Linked DNA regions of Homo sapiens: regions 1, 2 and 3 are each linked to region 4. Evidence: chromatin contacts called from ENCODE Hi-C or POLR2A ChIA-PET data. All regions are on one chromosome and are shown on one strand. The core of a region is the stretch at or near the end of the contact, and the rest is flanking DNA. Distances in the headings are between cores, read along the strand shown.

Evidence for each region. Hi-C counts contacts between places; a loop is a spot of excess contacts on that map. ChIA-PET counts read pairs that join two places held with the same protein, here RNA polymerase II (POLR2A). Pooled maps may share reads with other maps.
Region 1: a loop to region 4 is called in a map with no recorded cell type, with 9 times the contacts of the local background. The contact joins the promoter of UGCG here to the promoter of AKNA in region 4. A Hi-C loop is called at or near these places in 2 of 37 single-sample maps with no recorded cell type and 6 of 50 pooled maps.
Region 2: a pooled map shows a loop between it and region 4 (5-fold over the local background). The contact joins the enhancer-like site here to the promoter of AKNA in region 4. A Hi-C loop is called at or near these places in 4 of 37 single-sample maps with no recorded cell type and 3 of 50 pooled maps.
Region 3: a pooled map shows a loop between it and region 4 (4-fold over the local background). The contact joins the promoter of LINC02977 here to the promoter of AKNA in region 4. A Hi-C loop is called at or near these places in 1 of 37 single-sample maps with no recorded cell type and 4 of 50 pooled maps. POLR2A ChIA-PET finds 5 or more read pairs at or near these places in 1 of 52 experiments (B cell).

What each region holds. Positions count from the first base shown.
Region 1 is chr9:111,895,545-111,898,589 of GRCh38, reverse strand. UGCG (UDP-glucose ceramide glucosyltransferase) reads right to left here and starts at 1,776. Exons shown (of 9, transcript NM_003358.3): 1 at 1,277-1,776. The coding sequence starts at 1,374. RefSeq lists silencers at 1,332-1,421, 1,532-2,121 and an enhancer at 1,742-2,325.
Region 2 is chr9:116,951,190-116,954,596 of GRCh38, reverse strand. The region is part of intron 10 of ASTN2 (astrotactin 2); the gene reads left to right. Among named protein-coding and RNA genes, the nearest start is that of SNORA70C, 230 kb to the left of the region's middle. Within about 2 kb of position 2,081, at least 3 of the 41 ENCODE cell types and tissues checked have a DNase peak (open chromatin) inside an H3K27ac peak, as active enhancers do.
Region 3 is chr9:112,039,033-112,042,419 of GRCh38, reverse strand. It overlaps LINC02977 (long intergenic non-protein coding RNA 2977), which reads left to right and starts at 1,996. Exons shown (of 3, transcript NR_186812.1): 1 at 1,996-3,387. SUSD1 (sushi domain containing 1) reads left to right here. Exons shown (of 17, transcript NM_022486.5): 16 at 460-553; 17 at 928-1,637. The coding sequence ends at 928. RefSeq lists enhancers at 110-748, 154-1,353, 749-1,388.
Region 4 is chr9:114,386,543-114,390,055 of GRCh38, reverse strand. AKNA (AT-hook transcription factor) reads left to right here and starts at 2,074. Exons shown (of 22, transcript NM_001317950.2): 1 at 2,074-2,196. LOC124902253 (a long non-coding RNA gene) reads right to left here and starts at 2,006. Exons shown (of 3, transcript XR_007061742.1): 1 at 1,803-2,006; 2 at 1,467-1,611. RefSeq lists enhancers at 1,782-2,071, 2,112-2,241, 1,712-2,447, 3,262-3,411.

The sequences.
Region 1 (3,045 bases), core at 527-3,026, 2.5 Mb after region 4:
AGCTCACCAACTCCAAAAACTAAAGTCAACAATATCCAAGTGGCATGTTTTCTTTCACTTTCAAAGAAATATCAGTATAACCTGTACCAGCATCATCTTTCTCAGTACCAGGAAATGCCACACTATACTAATAAAATACAGTGTTTCCAAAAGCAAAGGCACACTTTTTCCGCAGTAAAAAGGAAAAAAAAAAAACCAAAAAACTAAAAGTAACTAATTTCTTAAAGTCTCTTCCACTAACATACACTCTATTCTAGTTCATGGTAACGATTACTATATACAATTGCTCTTTTCTCCCCCCAGACTAAAAATCCAAGTGAATCGATATCAGTAATGTGCTCTATATAATTTTTTCATTTCTTTACAGAGGCAGATTTCACCTTAAACAGTGGATATACCAAACTAGCCACATAACCCATGTCTCTATTCACGCCATCACCCAGTTCTATTTTACTTACACGCTTCGTCACAATCTCATAACCTTATTTAGATTTTATCTGCTCCTTCCTTCTAGAATGTAAGACTCATGAGGACAGGAATTCTGTCCTGCTCACCACCATGTCCCCTGGCCAATAACAGTGAATGGTATCTAGTAGGCCTCAAGAAGTATTTGTTAAACAAAAATGAAAAGATGTGGCCGGCACGGGGAGAGTACAAATCTACATAAAACAATAAAACGAGGAACTGAAAAAAGGAAAGAAAACCACGCTGAGATGTACAAGCTGACAGGACTCAAAGCTATCATGCCAGCTCGGAGGTTTGGTGGACATTTTTCAGGGTGGACAGGTGCTTCACACCTATCTAAGCGCATAGAGCCCTTCCAGGAAGAAGAAAATCCACAGAGAGGTGTCCAGATAGCTGTGAGCAGCTCCCAGAAAAGTGGACACAATCACCACCCTAACAGAAACGTGGCCCAGGTCGGGAGAAAAAAACAATACACCATACATCTCGGCCCAGATGAAAAATTACACGAATCCCCAGCACAATCAAACCAAGCCACCACCTTCAGCCTGACACGTAAGAGCAGTCTCCTTTAGCCTGGCTGGGCAGTCGCCTGCAACCCAGCAAACCCTTCCCACGCCCAACACTTTTCCCTCGCAAAGACCACCGCCACCGCCGGTCCGAGGGGCGAGGGAACGGGGGGAACAGCCTGACGATCAGCTTTCTCCACCCCCGCCCGAGCCCAGTCCCCTTCAAAGCGCAAACGTTTCCCATTCTCGCCTGTCTCCGAGGCCCGGACCCCTGCCCCGAGCCCCTCCTGCGGTCCCTCACTCACGTGTAGATGATAGCCATGAAATGCATCAGCCACAGCACCAAGAAGAGGACGAACCCGAAGACGGCCATTCCCTCCAAGGCCAGGTCCAGCAGCGCCATCCCCCGGCCCGCCGGACCGGCCCGGCCCGCTGCGGCCGCCAACACGGACAACGCTCCCGCAGGAGGAGGACAGGGTGGGCGCCCGGTGCGGGGGCGCGGGAGGCGAGAGGAAGGTGGGGAGAGGAAAGGGCGGAGGGGGGTGGGGACGGAAGGGGCGGGCAGGGCCTGCGCGCCCCCGCCCGCGCGCTCTCGCCTGCGCGCTGTCTTCGGCGCGCTCGCGGGCGGCTGCGGGTGCTGCGGTCTCCCGGCTCTGGTCGGGGCGACCGCGGTCCCGCGCTCCGGTTCGCCTCTCCCGAGCCTCGCGGCCGCCCACCAGACCCTGCGCGCGGGCACCTCCGCCGCCTCTCCGTCTCGCCGCCGGGCTCCCGGCCGAGCAGCTCCACCGCCGCAGCTCCGCGCACTAATCAAAACCGGCGGCTCGCGCCCCACTCCTCGGCGCGTCCCGCCCCCGGAACCGCGGCGCCCGCCTCTCCCAGGGGCGGTGCCCCCATCGGTCCACGCCCACCCTGTCGCCCGCGCGCCCGCTGCGGCGCCGGCGAGAGCGCGCCGGGGAGATCGTGTCCTGCTGCCCGCAGGACGCAGGCCGGGCTTCCTCCGGCTCCTCGCTCCCGCTGCCGCCCACCTAGGCGGAAAGCGCTGCAGCCCTGGGCCGGGCTCCCTCGGTGTCGGTGGCAGCTCGGGACCCTGTGCCTGGCTGGAGGCTGCTCTCTCTCCGTCTGGCCCTGCTGTTCCTGGGTGCCCCAGAAAAAGACACGGGTTCCGGGCAGCTGCCGGAGCTTGTCTAGAAATCCAACTTCCAACGCCGCGTCTGCAGCCTCCCCGCCGGGCACTGCTACTGCTCGGAGCAGCCAGGCCCTCCAGGCCACGTTCCTGGGCGCAAGGGATGCCCATTGCCTTCCCTCTTACTGCTTTTAATGCTGTGGGATCTTGGATCAAAAGGGACCGGAGAGTAAAATAATCTCCATGCGCCTCACAGATCTCTAAGCGCCTTAGCGACCGTGTGTATTATAAAAAGAAATTCTCAAATTCAGAATTAAAGAATCAGTTGATATTGAAATTCCCTAAGACTGCCATCCAATACGGTAGCCGCATGTGGCTAAGTGAGGGTTGGAAAGGCAGCTTGCCACTCTGTGGAGTAAACAGTACACCAGATGTGGAAGACCATCTCGTTAGTAAATTTTATATTGATTGCATGTTGAAAAGGTAATATTTTGGACATACTACATTAAATTAGGTAAATTATTAAGTTAATTTCTCTTTTTAAATACTTTGGCTAGCTACTAGAAAATTTTAATTGTACGTGTGGACAGCACAGCTCTAAAATGGGAAGAAATGTCACTTTGGGTAGTAAGGTAACTAAGTATTTGTCCTAATTTTAAGTCATCCCAAGAAGATGCTAGTACTCAATGTTTGTGTTTCTTCAATCTAGATGAGTTTATACTATTTCTGCATTGTTTTATGTTTATTGTTGCAAGTGATTTCCTTTTAAATAATCCATGACCTCCCTTGAGATATTTCAGAATTGAATTCAATTTTGAAAAGAAGTTGTGGCTGGGCGCGGTGGCTCACACCTGTAGTCCCAGCACTTTGGGAGGCGGAGGCAGGTGGAGCATGAGGTCAGGAGTTCAAGACCGGCCTGGCCTAGATGGTGAAACCCCGTCTCTACTAAAA
Region 2 (3,407 bases), core at 832-3,331, 2.6 Mb before region 4:
GCAGTAATGGCAAAGCTAAGTAGTTGCAACAAAGTAATAGTAGTTACTTATGGCCCAGTAAGCCTGAAATATTTACCATCTGGCTCTTTGCAGAAAAAGTTTGTCAAGCTTTAACTAGATTCCAGGGCATTGCTGCTCAAAGTGTGGTCCTTGGACCAGCAGCATTGGCATCCCTTGCTTATTTGAAATGTAGATTATCAGGCCCCAATCTAGACAAACTAAATTAGAATCTGCATTTTAACAGGATCCCCAGGTGATTTAGTTGCACATTCAATATTAAGAAACATTTCTCCTGTATAACTAAGTAGCTGAGAACTTTGACTTCGAGGTCAGAGAATCCTAGCTCTGCCATTCACTAACATTGTGGCCTGGAGTAAGTTATATTCCCTTTCTAGTCTCAGTTGTTGGATATATATAATAGGGATAATGATGCTATATCATGGGATTGTTTTCAGAAATGAAATAAAATGAAACACCTGAATGCCAGCTCATAATAAGAGTTGAATAACAGGTAGCTGCTGTTATTAGAATCTCTGCTATTTTAAAAATAACACCAAGCCCTTAAAAAAAGATAAGAAAACCAAGCCCTGTGTAACCCGCCCAAGCTTACATGTCCATACATACATGGACAGGTCAAGGGTGTGAACTAGCACAAGGTTCTCTGTCTCTGAGCCCATTGTGTGACCCCTTCTACTCCACTGGACTTGATGGACAGATGACTGATGGATACAGATTGAGCTACAGCTCTGCCACTAATGAGCTAAATGACCTTGGACAAGTCTCTTATCTGCTCTAAGTTTCAGTTTTTCTATCCAAGAATGTGAGCAACTAACCTGATCACACTGTTGAGGCTTTAAACCATCAAGGATCAAGTGTTGAGCACATAGTGCAGGGCTTTGCACTCAGGAGATGCTCAATACAGGGAACCCATCTTTTTTGTTGTTGTTAAAAAAACAAAAAATCAAATATTCTTTAGGCAGCAGCTACCCTAGAGGACAATGAAACCTGTCAGCATTCTTGTTGGACAGCTGCCTGGTCTCTGTAATTCGGGTCCTAACCAGGAGCTAGAAAATTAACTTGGAAACTGAGGATGCAAAAATGAGTGTCTCATTCTGGGTTCCTCTGGGTCTCTCTGCCTTCCTCTGAGCAGATGCTGGGCTCCAGCAACACCTGGTACCTGCAGAACTCTCAGGAAATTGGCTTGGCTAGAATGTCTTAATAGCCTGCTCTCTAGCCAAAACAATTTGCAGTGGGAAAAGCAAGGGTTTAGAAGTCAAACAGATACAGATTCAATTGTAACTATAACACAACCTCTCTTTGTGGCTTTGGGCACCCCACTTAACCTTGTTAGGCCTCAGTTTCCTTATCAGTAAAATGTGATAATTACACCTTATTTTCAGTTAAGCCAAAGAATGATTCACTGCTGCCAAACAATCTCAGCTAATAAATGCTGTTATTTGCCTCAGTGGGTGGGGGAGTTAAAATCACAAACTGTCCTTTCCATAGCAGACATTTGCAGATCTATTGGGTCGGAGATGGAGAACTGGGAGTCTCCTCCACCCCTTCCTTTTATAATAGAGAAGCTAAGGAACAGAAATGACATGGCCTGGCCCAAGGTCGCACTGTGGGACAATAAGACGGGCCACCTGGATCCCTGTCAGAGGGTCTTTCACATTTTGTTAGGCTACATGTCAACAGCCCAGGTCAGCACAAATGTCCCTTGTTTTCAGAGTCACCGGTGGCTGAGCAGTAAGTAATTGGGCCCCTCCTCAAAGGCTGTAATCAAAGGCAGCCTTGAGCTTGGAGGCAGCTCCAACGGCGATTGCTCGGCTAGCTGAGGAAGAGGCTTGAGGCCAATATCAGCGGCCCTGGGCTCCTGACAGCAGGTGTGGATGATGAATGGGCAGCTTAACATGATGGAGCAAATTGATCATTTCATCACTGACCACAACTTATTCATTTCTGCAAAGACGGCAATTCATTACCCTGCATGTCACGCTGCCCATGTCATTGCCAGAGATAAAAGCCTGAGGCCTCACAGCCTGTGCCTCTCATCACATCTCACCTCTTCTTAAAGGGAGAGAAAGAATGCGGAAATTGAGAGCCAGATGCTCAAGGCTGCTCCAGGGCCCTTATTCTTGCCAGATCCTGGAGGCCATTTCTTCTTCACCAGGAAATGAACAGGAATGAACCCCAAGAGCTTCTAAGCCAATCAACAATAGCAAATGCATTGCATCTTTGAGGCCAGCCTTATACTCTCTGGAGCATAAGGCCGAGAAGGATTCTGTGGCTGCATGCGAGCCCAATAGGAATGAATGCCAGAATTGATTAGTCATGTCTATGGTAGGTCTAGAGTAAGTAGTCAGACATACCCCATGCATTACTATTCATAAAGTCGTGGTGGTGGTTGGGCTATTTTCTGCAACTCTCAAATCATGTCAAGTGCTCACTAGCATTAAGAATAAACTAAAAGGCAGTTACAAATACAGTAATGCAGTTATAATCAAGTAATGGAAAAGCTTACATATTATTGTGATTTTAGTCAATACAGTTGCTCTCAGCTATAGTGGCACAACCCACAGGCTTTGACCACATGAGTTATTGGGTAAGTCCCAAGAAATGTAACAACAAAAATAGTCACATTACTCAAGTTACTCTGATTTTTAGTATTTGAAACTATGGGGTTAGGTAAGTTGTCAGAAATGTAGTGCTAATAATAGTCTAATTACTCAAGTTTCAAAATATTTTGTCTTTTGGAGGGATTTTTTAAAATGCAATGGATATGACCTTAGAAGTAAAATAACATCTCCCACTTGTGTTTGGGGAATGTTACCTTGAGTGGAAGAGAGAAAAGTGAGATCATAGATAACTTGCTGGTGATTGCATGCTTACAGATCCCCTACTGATCTTAACCATGGTGCCTCCCATAGCTTCTGCCACCAAATACCAATACCACCCTCTCCTACTCATCTCTAGAGTGTGGCTTGCTTCCTATCTAAGGGAAATCTCTCTGCCTGACCCTGATCTCATGCACTTCAGTTTATTGAAGGACCTTGTTCTACTGATCATACCTTCCCTCTCCTTTATCTTTGTAGACTCTATTCACAGTCTATGCCAAAACCAAACCTAACTGACTTAACTATAAATGGGAACCAACTGTTCCACATGATTGGTGATGATGCTGTGTGAGAGATGGGCTCATACATGGCAGTATCTACAACCACAGATCTTTTTTTTTTTTTTTTTTTTTTTTTTTTTTGAGACAGAGTTTCACTCTTGTTGCCCAGGCTGGAGTGCAGTGGCGTGATCTTGGCTCACTGCAACCTCTGCCTCCCAGGTTCAAGCTGTTCTCCTGCCTCAGCCTCCCAAGTAGCTGGGATTACAGGCGTGCGCCACCATGCCAAGCT
Region 3 (3,387 bases), core at 747-3,246, 2.3 Mb after region 4:
ACTCAACAAAGGATATTCCTTTGCTCTATCTGACCATCAGGGCTATCAGTTTTGGAAACCAAATTCAAATAATATCATAATGACTTGTCCCTCCATGCAAAAGAAAACGGCCCATAAAAATCTATCAAATGTAATTGATTGTGAGAGGACCAACAAAAAATGTAACACGTTGCATAGTATTTGTGTGCTCAACAAGATTAGCTGTTTTCTCCCTTGTAACTTTAACATGGTCTGGCTTTACACTTCCTTTTCAGAAATACCTTGTAACTGTAATTTCCTGAGGCTGCATATCCACAGGGCCAACTCAGGGGACACACAGGCATGTTGGGCATTCTTGGGATTCTTTGTTAAATGGGGCCAAGCTCTGGGTTAAAATGGATTGAGCACAGTGGGGTGTGTGCCTCCTGGGAGGTGGTGATGCCGTGCACTCTGGGCTAAGCCTGTGGTTTTGTCCCACAGATTCGTCACTCATGCTGCTGCAGATGGCGGGTGTTGGACTGGGTTCCCTGGCTGTTGTGATCATTCTCACATTCCTCTCCTTCTCAGCGGTGTGGTATGTGAGGGTGTCATTTTTGAGAAATGACTGGAATGGAGGGGAGGATGGGTCAGAGTCACGAAGAACAGCTGGGGATGAGGGGAGTCAAAGGGAGTGTGGGTGGAGGTTGTCCTTGGCTCAGCAGAGCACACTCAGCGGTGAAAGGCATGACTAACCCTGTACCTCCAGGTAGCATGGGGGATGCCTTCCCAGGAAAAGAGCAGGACCAGTGATGGCTGCCCTGGCCACACACAGAGGGGTGGCTGAGCTTCCATGCTGCTCCCCCTCGCCTCCTCCCATGGGTGTGCGTGTGAGCTGTGCATAGAGATGCACAGTGGGAAAACCAAAGTGTGTTCATATTTGTCTCTTTTCTTTTCCTCCTCCATGTCTAGATGGCAGATGGACACTGAGTGGGGAGGATGCACTGCTGCTGGGCAGGTGTTCTGGCAGCTTCTCAGGTGCCCGCACAGAGGCTCCGTGTGACTTCCGTCCAGGGAGCATGTGGGCCTGCAACTTTCTCCATTCCCAGCTGGGCCCCATTCCTGGATTTAAGATGGTGGCTATCCCTGAGGAGTCACCATAAGGAGAAAACTCAGGAATTCTGAGTCTTCCCTGCTACAGGACCAGTTCTGTGCAATGAACTTGAGACTCCTGATGTACACTGTGATATTGACCGAAGGCTACATACAGATCTGTGAATCTTGGCTGGGACTTCCTCTGAGTGATGCCTGAGGGTCAGCTCCTCTAGACATTGACTGCAAGAGAATCTCTGCAACCTCCTATATAAAAGCATTTCTGTTAATTCATTCAGAATCCATTCTTTACAATATGCAGTGAGATGGGCTTAAGTTTGGGCTAGAGTTTGACTTTATGAAGGAGGTCATTGAAAAAGAGAACAGTGACGTAGGCAAATGTTTCAAGCACTTTAGAAACAGTACTTTTCCTATAATTAGTTGATATACTAATGAGAAAATATACTAGCCTGGCCATGCCAATAAGTTTCCTGCTGTGTCTGTTAGGCAGCATTGCTTTGATGCAATTTCTATTGTCCTATATATTCAAAAGTAATGTCTACATTCCAGTAAAAATATCCCGTAATTAAGATTGTTCTTCCCTTGGTTAATTTTTCTGTTACTAAGCGTCTTCTAAAAATGCTCTTTGCCCCCTGTTAGAAACTGAGATTTGGTGGTAGTGTAGTAGCAATGCTTAAAACAGTATTGAGCCCATGGCTAGACTAGAGTCCATGTGTGTTTCAGGGGAGGGGTTGCCATAGAGGGTGACACTTCTTTTATCTAAACTTCAGTAACTATGAATGTTACTCCATTATGAACTATGAAACATTAGATATAAGCGGTGCTGGACCTACTGTGAATATGCTAAGTTGACAGCTGGAGTCTATTTGATTTTACTTTTAAATCATGAATTGGCATTCTTTCCTCTTTTTTTTTTTTTTTTTTTTGAGATGGACTCCCACTCTGTTGCCCAGGCTGGAGGGAAGTGGCGTGATCTCAGCTCACTGCAACCTCTGCCTCCCGGGTTCAAGTGATTCTCCTGCCTCAGCCTCCCATGTAGCTGGGACCACAGGGCCCCCCCACCACGCCCAGGTAATTTTTGTATGTTTAGTAGAGATGGAGTTTCACCATGTTGGCCAGGGTGGTTTCAAACTCCTGATCTCAGTTGATTCGCCCACCTTTGCCTCCCAAAGTGCTGAGATTACAGGTGTGAGCCACACGCCCGGCACTAACTAACAATTTAACTCCAAGACTCAGTAAGAAACGAATGGGGAAGGAAAGACAGAGGCTTCTGGCATCTCTCCTTCTCCCTTGCCTGCTAGGCCTAGAGAAGAAAAACCATGGAGGAGGGGAGGTGATACTGCACAGCCTCAAGATGCAGCATAGACGAATGCAGTCCTTAGCAAAAGGAAAGGGCTTCCCAATGCAGTGGGCCGGTGTGTTCACCGGCTTGCTGGGTGTCAGTGAGGGAAGACTCTGAGTGCCTTGGGCTTATGGGCAGATGAAGAGACAAGAGGAACAAGTACAAACTGCCCATGTAGCTGCTCCACCCCAGGGAGTCCAGAGTGTATCCGCTCTATTGGGAAGAATTAGAGAGAGGCGAGTAATATCCTGACATTCAGGTGTTCAATGCCAGCTGTCAGCCTCTGGCCCCTGCCAGTGTTAGGAATGATTCCCCTGTCCTCTGGGGTACTGCCCTCCGACGACAACTTAGGATCAGCATTTAAAACCCTTTCTGCTCTCGTCTTAGGTAAATTATAGACCAGAACGGGTCTATAATGGGGACAGGTCCCCATCCTAACCCCCAGAGACCGTTTCTCTCAATAGATGAATACAAATAGCTCTCAATTTTTAATTTTTATGTGCAATAATGCAAACATACTTTTTTTTTTTTTTGAGACGGAGTCTCACTCTTTCTCCCAGGCGGGAGTGTAGTGGCGCTATCTCGACTCACTGCAAGCTCCGCCTCCCGGGTTCACGCCATTCTCCTGCCTCAGCCTCTGGAGTAGCTGGGACTACAGGTATCCGCCACCGTGCCCAGCTAATTTTTTGTATTTTTAGTAGAGATGGGGTTTCACCGTGTTAGCCAGGATGGTCTCGATCTCATGACCTCGTGATCCACCCGCCTTGGCCTCCCAAAGTGCTGGTATTACAGGCATGAACCACCACGCCTGGCCGCAAACATACATTTTTATAGCTCCTGAACTAAATTGGGTATCAATACAAATTACTGTGGTTAGTGTAGGGCTCGGCCTCTGATGAGTGAGGATCTTTCCTCAAAGCCCACCTTTGTCCAAAGAAAGAATCTGAGCCTCCCCTTGACTTATTTTATTTTTTGCC
Region 4 (3,513 bases), core at 825-3,324:
TGAGTGAGTGACAGGGTGTCAGGGGAGCCCGCCCCTTGCACAATGGCACACATGGCCTCCAGAGCTGATAGGGAGGGGCCTCATTAGGGTTTGGCTCTGCTCCATGTGGGGCTGGGGGCTACAGGGAGAGCCCTGCCACCCAGATGTGGGTAAAAGGCAGGAAAGGGGATAGAGGGGTGGGCGATTACCAGGATGAGGGCTCCTGGTTCTAGCCCTGGCTACGCCAGATATTCACAAGCTGACCTTGGGAACGTCCACTCATTCATTCATTCATTCATTCACAGAACACATTCATCAGCCATAAACAGTGTGCCAGGCTTCAGGAAAGATATTAAGATCTAGCCTTTAGAGGAGACCAGAGACTTATACCTAAGTAGCAGCAATAGTTGTAGTAGCAATAATAAAATAGCTCAATACATGACTGTGTTCTGGCTCCCCCGCTCTACCCTTGGTAGGCATCATGTCATTGAATCTTTATAGCAGCCCCTGTGGGGTGGCTACTCTTCTTATCCCTGTTTTACAGATGAAGAAACTGAGGCTTAGAGACGTGAAGCCTCAAAGGTCAGGGCCAGCAGGAGATGGGGCTGGGATTTGAACCCAGGTCCACAGTGACTCTGAGATTTTTTTCTCTCCTACATGGGTGGTTCCCAAATCTGGCTGCTTATCAGAATTACCTGGAGGGCTTTTTGGACAATACAGAGGCCTGTTTTTTTTCCTCTTTCTTTTTGTTTCCTGACTCAGAGTCTCTGGGTCCTGGGTGGGGCCAGTGTTGGGAGCCTCTTGTGCTCCTGTGCCCGCTTTTCTGTGAAGCTCCTGCTTCTCCCGCTTGACTCGCTCTGCCCCGGGTACACAGGCCTTGCTGTTCTCAGGGAAAGCCCGCTGGCTCCCCCACCTTGGCCTTTCCACTTGCCCTCCCAGAACACTCTGCCCCAAACCTTCTTGTGGCTTGCTTTTGACCCCTCTTCCTTCCAGTGCCTTATTTGAATGTCACCTCCTCATAGAGACCTTCCTGACCGTCCTATAACCCTTCTCCTCCAACCCATTACTCTTGGCCCCATGTGTTCTCTACCAGGGCCAGTCACCTGGGACACTTAAAATGTCTGATGCCCAGAGACTGACTCTGTTGGCCTGGGGTGAGCCCCAGGCTTCAGTGCCACCTGGCCTGGGACACGGATCGTCACCCAGTCTCATTGTTCACAGCTCTCTCCTTGAAATTATACATGTGCTTGCTTATTGTCCATGTCTCTGCTAGAGTGGAGAGCAGGGGACTGGCCTGTCTTCGGCCCTGCCATATTCCCAGGTGATTTAAAAGCACCCGCCACACAGTAGGAGCTCAGTGAGTACCTACGAATGAAGGAATGGGATGGTGGGGCTTGAGGAAAGATAGCTCGACTGACCATCAGGATCGATCTGTTCCCAACATCTGGTGAACCCTTGGAGGGTTCTTACAACAAGGGAAAGTTTACCTGATCCGCCAGGTTCACACCTCCATGCTGCCCCGAACATCCCACTCTGGCTGCAGGACCACCTCGGGGTGAGGACGGTGGGTTGAGATGGCAGGAATCACCACGGTCTCCCTGAGATTCAGGTTGCACATTGGCAGAGTCAGAGCTGGAAGGGCAGGAGTGGTGTTGAGTCTGAGCTCTCACCGTGCACATGGGCCCTGAGGCCTAGTGAGGGAAGGAGCCTCGGCTAAGGTCAGGCCGTGGTTGAAGAGGGCCTAGAGGGTAGGAGCTACAGCATGCTGTGTGACCTTGGCCAAGCCTCTGACCTTCTCTGTGCTTTAGTCTCCCCATCTGTACCTGCAGGGCCTGGGCTGAGATGATCCCAAGCCCAGGACGTCAGGAGTTTGTTCCCTGAGTCCTTTCCTGGGCAGCGCTGACTGCGGAGGGCTTGCAAGGGGTTAAGCTCCTCCAGCTCTTGCTCTGCACGCAGACAAACCCCCTCCTTCTGACAAACACTTGTAGGAAATCAGGCTGGGCGCTTCCTGCCGAGGCGAGGCGGCCTCAACCACGGCAGGGGCGGGGAGAGGTGGGGAGCGATGCTGGTCTGTGAGCAGCAGCTTGGGCTGGCAGAACGGCCTGGAGGTGGGCCAGGGCGCAATGGAGACAGGGGGCTCCCTGGGTTTGGAACAAAGAATTCACAGGCAGGTCCCCTGAAACTGGGTCGGCAGGACGGTGGTGGAGCCCGAGAGAGGTAAGGGATTGGAACGGAGGAGGGCCCGGGAGGCCGCTTTCCTTCTGGACGGGCCAGTCACAGACTCTCCGGGACAGTCCAGGCAGCCGGACCAGCCCAGCCAGGAAGTTGCAGCTGCTGGAGCTGCACCGCTTTTCTCTTGGCTTAGGGGATCCCGGCCTCCAGGGCAAGGGTGGATTTAAGGAGGATTTCGTCAAGCCTCAGGATGCTAGATTCCAGTCCTAGCTCTGATTCTGATCTCTTGTGAACTTGGGTAGGCGGGTCCATCTCTGTGCCTGGGGTGTCGTCGTCTGCACCTGGAGAGTTAGTGTCCTTGGTTGCTAAGGGGTCTCAGAGACGATGCAGGCATGGGCAGCAGGCCAGGAGGCAGCGACGGCGCCGGGGGGTGGTCCCTATTGAAGGAGTGGCCCCTTATGCCAGCTGCGTAAGAGCAAGGAGAGGAGCCAAGGACAGTCCGAGGACCAGCAGACCCAGCTCAGCTCTTGAGGATGGCAAGACCAGAGCTGGCAACAGCCAGGGCACCGTTTCTCTTTCTCCTCGGCCTCTGCTGCTGGAGCGGGCTGGGGGCAGGGAGGACACAGAGAGGGAGTGGCTGGTGCTTCCTTGTGGGACTAGAGTCCACACAGCTGGTGGGAACCCCTTGAGAACAGCAAGTCTGTGCCCTGCCAGCAGGTGGGTGGGGGTATGGTTGAGCCTTTTTGGAAGGTCTGGTTACTGATTTGGGGGGTGGTCTTCCTTCCCCATCTCCCTGACACATCTGACAGCCTTGGTTTCAGAGTTGCGGTACCCCAGCTTTGAATCCTCTGTCTGCGCTTCCTGGCTGTGAGGTCTTGTGAGAGCAGGCCATGTCTCTGTGCCTCAGTGTCTTCATCTGGGAGGTGTCAGGGTGTGGGTGGGGGTAGAAGCAGGGTGGCACCCTGGACAGCTCTGGCTGGATGGGAAGGGGCTGCAGAGGGCACGGGGAGGCTGTGCGGGCTGCGTAGCTGTGCTGGCAAAGGAGAGCCTGGGCGTCTGGGCAGTTCTGAGGGATTGAGCCATAAAGGGAAGGGTCCCTGGCTGTGGAATGACTGAGCGGGCGGAGAAGCCCTGTGTGGGTGGTGGGGAAGAAGAGTCCATCCCACCCAGGAACTGAAGATAGACACCTCAGGGGTCTGTTAGACCCTTGAGAGAGCAGGGGCAGTGGCGGCTTGGGTGTAAGAAGGAGATGTGCAGAAGGAGGGTGCAGTGGCTGCTACTTCCTTGTGGGGCCAGTTTCTCCAGGGATGGCGGGGACCCTGAACTCCATAGCCCTCCCCAGCTCACACTGCTGGAGTCTTC